Regions from separate parts of the Homo sapiens genome. Here region 1 is linked to region 2. A link is a contact called in ENCODE Hi-C data. All regions are on one chromosome and are shown on one strand. Each heading gives the region's core, a stretch centred on a gene start or an enhancer-like site at or near the end of the contact. The rest is flanking DNA. Distances are from core to core; before and after follow the strand shown.

The links. Hi-C counts contacts between places; a loop is a spot of excess contacts on that map. Pooled maps may share reads with other maps.
Region 1: a loop to region 2 is called in a map of CD4-positive, alpha-beta T cell, with 5 times the contacts of the local background. The contact joins the promoter of MAFTRR here to the promoter of DYNLRB2 in region 2. A Hi-C loop is called at or near these places in 2 of 168 maps with a recorded cell type or tissue (CD4-positive, alpha-beta T cell and heart right ventricle) and 9 of 50 pooled maps.

The regions. Positions count from the first base shown.
Region 1 is chr16:79,769,038-79,771,993 of GRCh38, forward strand. It overlaps MAFTRR (MAF transcriptional regulator RNA), which reads right to left and starts at 1,495. Exons shown (of 6, transcript NR_104663.1): 1 at 1,410-1,495; 2 at 116-185. LINC01229 (long intergenic non-protein coding RNA 1229) reads left to right here and starts at 1,434. Exons shown (of 4, transcript NR_104660.1): 1 at 1,434-1,490. RefSeq lists an enhancer at 1,535-1,584 and silencers at 1,582-1,780, 1,705-1,754.
Region 2 is chr16:80,539,692-80,542,591 of GRCh38, forward strand. DYNLRB2 (dynein light chain roadblock-type 2) reads left to right here and starts at 1,302. Exons shown (of 4, transcript NM_130897.3): 1 at 1,302-1,388. The coding sequence starts at 1,386. All of the region lies in intron 1 of DYNLRB2-AS1 (DYNLRB2 antisense RNA 1), which reads right to left. RefSeq lists an enhancer at 1,353-1,442.

The DNA.
Region 1 (2,956 bases), core at 245-2,744, 770 kb before region 2:
GAAGCTAGCTAAGGTGTGGGGAGGGGGAGGAAGAATCTGTGCTCCAAGACTGGGCCTGCCTACTGTGTTGTTATGTGTCTGGGCTACATGTGTCTCCATGTCTCCGCGTCCTCACCTGGAAAGAGGGATAATTCTGCATGCCATATTGACAACCACAATGGTGAAGATGAATTAGAAGGAGGCACCTTGAAAAAAAGAAAAAAGGAAACTGTATAAGAAAAAAAGCCCCACACAGTTTTAAATATGCTCAACTTGATAATTCTTCATAAAATTAGAATCACAGTGACTTCCAGTATGCAGCTGAGTTCACGTGAAGTCTGCAGTCACTTGTTAGAGAAATGCTTTTACGGAATTGCTTCACCAAGCAGAGAACTGGCTCTGCTGTCTCACAGATGTGGGAAGTGACCAGCTTTGATCAGAGTAGCCTTGATCCAGTCACTTTCCTCTCTGAGTTGTGGTTCCCACATTAGTTGAGGGGAAGCTGCCGAGGTGGATGTGTGTTGCAGGATGAAGATAAGATGTTCCCCAAACACACAGAACATGGGTCTTTTCTACTCATTCCAGGATTATTGAGGAAGATCCACCTAAGATGCAAGTGTTAAATACAGTGATGGGGCAGGATGGGCCAAGGGTGATAAACATGCTCATTCTGAGAATTGGTAGTTATGCATAGGACTGCATAAGGCTGGCATAGCCCTGGCGATGTAGGTTCTACTGAGACCTATCCCCAGATGGGGGCCATAACCACATGGGCAGTTGTACAGCCATGCAACCACACCAGTAAGTGGATAGAACCAAGAGCTCCAAAGTTACACAGACAGTTTCCAGTCCTGCTTCTGCCTCCCCTGCTCAGTGCCTCTGTTTACCCATGGGCACACCAAGCTCTAAATAGGATTAAGCATGGCAACTACTCAACACAGTATCTGGTAGAAACCCCTCAGAAACGATAGTATTATTAACAATATTATTACTAACCCTAAGTACCTGGGGCTGCATATATCTCAGCTCTCTTTTCCTCCTGGGCAATTTCCATTTTCTAAACCGAGGTCCTGCTTTTTCAGCAAGGAAACTGTGCTAAATGCTCCCGCATCAGCGTGTGTGTGTGTGTCTCTCTCTAGGGGCTGGGGGCTCAAGTGTTGAAGTTGGTTCAGCGTGTGTGTGTGTTTGTGCACGTGTATGGGTGTGTGTAAGGGCTGGGGGCTCAAGCATTGGCGGTAGCTCAGCGTGTGTGCGTGTGTGCGTGTGTTCAAGGGCTGGGGGCTCAATTGTGAGAGGTGGCCCAGGGGCCGGTTAGAGACTGGGAAGGACGACAGAGGCAAGACACGCAGCGAGTGCTCTCGCGAGAGTTCACCGAGTTGATAAAATTATTAAAACACAAAATACACATTTGCGTGAGGGGGAAAAAATACCCGCTTGTCCGTCCTGTCCCTTCAGGCTGCGCAACGCTGGAGGGCGATGGGAGCTCCACACAGGTGGGACGAGCCTAGCAGGTAAACCTTCCACCGGCCCGAGCTCCGCGACGCCGCGCCCCCAGCCCCGCCCCGCCTTAAAAAAAAAAAAAAAAAAGAAGAAGAGAAAGAGCCGCCGGGAGAAGCGCGGACGCCGCCGCTTCCCGGGCTCCAGCCGCGGCCCAGAAGAGGAGGAGCCCAGACGCCCTTCGCGCGCCATTGGTCCATCCGCCTAGCAACAGCCGCGGCCGGACCAATGGGAGCCGCGAAGCGGCCGGCCCCGCTCCAGAAACTTGGCTGCGGAGAAGTTCGCTGTCCCAGCCAGGAAAACAAACCAAGAGACCCTTCACACCCCAGCCCTAAGTTTTCTTTCTTACCCTGCCTACCCTCCCCCTTTCCCTTTGCAACTTGTCACCATTCCCAGCTCATGCATGCTTTAGTCGCCAAATTCTGACGCGGACGGAGGGCCTTTTCAGAAGGTCATCTCTTCCCACCCAAAGGAGAAGTCTCATTAGAGGCAAAAGAACGGACAGGTTGAAAACGATTTGTCAGGTTTCCGAATCTCTCTTGGTCTTCAATTACAATAGCCTCACTTTTAATATATAGTGTGTTTTTGTTTGAACTGATCTGCAAGATCTGTGCCCAAAATGAAGGGCAATTTGGAACATTTATTATGTACCGGGCTTTGACCTCGAATTTTGTTTGCTTTCTATGCCTTATTGCATTTAATCCTCTAATTAATTGTAATTCGGAGAGTGGGTTGCCCTGTCTCCATTTAATAGATGGGAAATTGAAGTTCAAAATGGTGAGTGGAAGTGTCAGAGAAATTCTGTTAGTACATGGTTACACAGGATTCAAACCCAAGCCAGTCTGATTCCCAAGACACTCTGGTTTCATGATGCCAGGAACCTCTGCAAGCACTTTTCAGAAATGGCCATAAAGAAATTCTCTGACCTACCTTGTGGGTTGTAGGTCCTGCCCCATACTGGAGAGGAAGACGTGCTACATAGAGAAGCTAAGAAAAATTTGAACAGACAGGCCGTGCTGGGTTTTCTGCCTCAGTCTCTTGCTATTAGATCAGACTCTTCTTTGTCTAACCCTATTTCTACCTGGCTATCCATGCTTCATCAAACTTAAGCCCGGGTAAAAACAGATACCCGGGGTATCTATTTTTATCTGGGACTTGCGGTCTTCATTTTGAGGGCTCCCATGTCACATAAAACTATGATTGAATAGCTTTGTTATGGCTTTTCTCCTGTTAATTTCTTGTCAATTCATTCAGCAGACTTAGATTAGAGCCTTCAGAGGGAAAGTTTGAACTTTCCTAAAGAAATGGTGTATATTGCAAAAATCGAATCCAGACTCTCTCTATGTGTTATCCTCAAACCCCAGCTTGCTTTGTGGGTGTGTGACCAGCCCAAATGCACAGATTCTGTACTTAGAAGGTCTTACACTTGGTTTACTGCTCTGCTGTTGCTGTTTTGAAGTTATTAATACGATTTGAAGAA
Region 2 (2,900 bases), core at 52-2,551:
TTAATATAATAAAATGACAGATGTGGAGTTGAAATGGATCATCGAGTCCAAGCCTGCCAATGAGTTCAAAACTGTCCCAGAGCACCCCTAACATGGACCATTCAGAATCCAGTTGACATTCCTAGCACGATGTATGCCTTGTTCAGTGTGAGACTACTTTCTGGAAATGGATGCACAAACAGAATCGGTATTACAGGAAGTTGTTATGGCATGATCCCTATGAAGATGCATTCCCAACTTACAGCTTGTATTTTGTAATCAATATTTGTCCTCCTCTAACCTCAGGAAGTCATAACACGACTCCAGCCATAAAATTTTCCTGCTGTGCTTCGTCGTACAATAGTGGCTCTTTTCCTCCTAGGCTATAAGGATATTATCAATGTCCCTCAAAAGGTCAAGTGACTTCTGATCATTCCTAACTGATCTTTAACGTGTTTCCTCCAACAGTTCCTTAAACACCCAATGGAATGCTCTTCTATGGCAACGTATAGAACCTCCGGAACTACCATTTGCAATTTTTTAGTAACTCAGAACTGTTGATTTTTAAAATGGCAAAAATACAGATCCTAATGGATACTGACAACTAACAGAAATACTGACAAGTAGCAACTCTTCAATGGAGTTGAGAACAGGAAGAGGGTGCTATAACTAGGTGAGAACATAAAATGTGCAACTGTGCTTACTCTACTGATCTTAGAGTAGACAGATAGAAAGTAATTTTTTTAAGTACATAAGGTTGTACTATTTGATGCTCTGATATATTTTTCTTCAATATAAAAACTACTGGGAGGCGAGCGAACAGTATCTGCCCTGAACAGGGCAGTACTAATGGACGGTCACAGGCAGCTAAGACTATCACCAAACCCCTAGAGCAGCCCAACCCCGAAGTCAGATGGTCCTGTCCCCTCCTTACTTGCTCCAGGGCAAGTATCACACGTGGACATTACTGCTTCCGGTACTGTTTCGTGCATTTTGTTTGGTGCATTTTGTCCGTCTCCCTGGCACCTGGTGGGTGGTGAATCAGCAGTTTTTGAACGAATAAGTGGTTATCACATTAATTCGTGCCTCAATGAATGAATGAATGGACAAACACAGGCCGGGAGCCTGACCCACTTCCCTCTTCCCTCCCGGGACCCACTGCTCCAGGATTGGGCGAACCTCAGGTGAGCGCCTGCTCCCCTCTTCCGCGAACCTTCGCCTACGGCGGCCGGGAGGCATCAGGAGCGCGGTCAGGGCGAAAAAGCCGACTCGCGAGCGCGCAGGCGCAGCCCTGACGCTTCCGTGGGGCCACTTCCTTTTTTGTCTCCTAGCAACGGCGGGTAGCGTTGTTGACATCCCGGGAGGCTGTGCCGCCGGCCTGAGCCCAGAGTTTCGCGGCCTCCGCGATGGTAAATCTGGGGTCTCCGTCCACGCCCCGCCGTTCCAAGCACGCCGACCGTCAAGGACCTTCGCACCCAGCTTCTGGGGCCCACCCAGGCACGGGCGGTCCAGGGGCCGCGGCGGAGGCTGGTGGCTCCAGGATCTTCCTGGAGGGGCGAGAGGGAGACCTTGGAAAGGGGCAAGAAGATGTCTAGATGACTGGAAGCTGTTTTGGGAATTGATTTCGCGGGGATGGTACATAAGGAGGGGTGATGTTGAGAAAGGGAAGAGAGAGATTCAGAGGATGAAGAATGCTCAGGGGAGTGAGAAATCCGGGGAGCCAGGAAAGTTTCCAAAGAGGGGGCGGGAGGCCGAGATGGAGAGGAAAAAAAATCAGACCCTTAGAGAGAAGGAAGAGGTGGGACAGGGAAAGCAAGGGAATGGAAGGGTGAGAAGGGAAGATACTGAGAAAGAAGAAAGGGAAATAAAGAAAAAGGAAAGAAGTGATGGGAGACCCGCCCCCCTCCCCCCCAGAAAAAGAGGTAAGAAAAAAAAAAGTAGAGACTGTGGAAAGCAAAGGGCGTTAAGAGAAGAATGAAACGGGGATTGGAGATGGGGATTAAGAAATTATACTAGGAGCACTTACAAATCATGAGAAGAGAAACAACTGGGTGGAGAAATGGAAAGGCCAGGGAAAGAAAAGAAAGGAGTTTGGGAGATAAGTAAAGGGAGAAAGATAAATAAGGACACAGTGGCTGTAAGAAGCTGTGGACATCGTCTTAAAGATTGCCCAAAATGCAGTGAATTATTGATCCCCTGTTCAACGCTTACGGTTTAGTGTAGTGTTTCTCAAAGTCAGATGCAAACATTCGTTGCTACATAAGATGGCCGAGAAATGCTAAATAAGAGTGAATCACATCGTGAGAAAGTTATTCCTCTTCCATTTTGTTCAACCTTCAGACTACATACAGGAGAAAATTTCTGTTGCTATTAGGTCCTTAATACCACTGTCATTTGGAAATTTCCATTTTTTCATCCGAAGAGCAGGCCTCAGGCTCAGAGCTTTCATTGCAGTAGAATTTAATGATAGGCTCTCTCTTCATTTTGTTCATTTTGTTTGTTTTACAGTTATTTCTATTTATGAGGAATAACGTCAGGTTTCCATTTGTGGTAGTGACATACGATTTCCTCTTAAAATGCATTTATTTAAGCTTTTAGCAGTGAGATAATTTAAAGAACACCTAGATAAATAGTATACATGGCATTCATAATGGCAAGAATCATGAATCTAGTACACAAATGCCTAAAGTCAAGAAAACCTTGGCTCTGATGCTGAAATAGAGAAAATAAGTGCTCCTGCCCATACCAAGTACAAAGGAAAACTATCTTGAAGTAACAAAATGTTCACCTGTGCAATACTGAGGAAAAAAGAATATAGCAAACCCTCATCAAGAGAATTTGCAGAATTCAAAATATCCAGTGATTGCTCAGTCATGAAAAATTTGCAGGTTTGGAAAAGATCGTTCTTGTCTTTGAGTTTT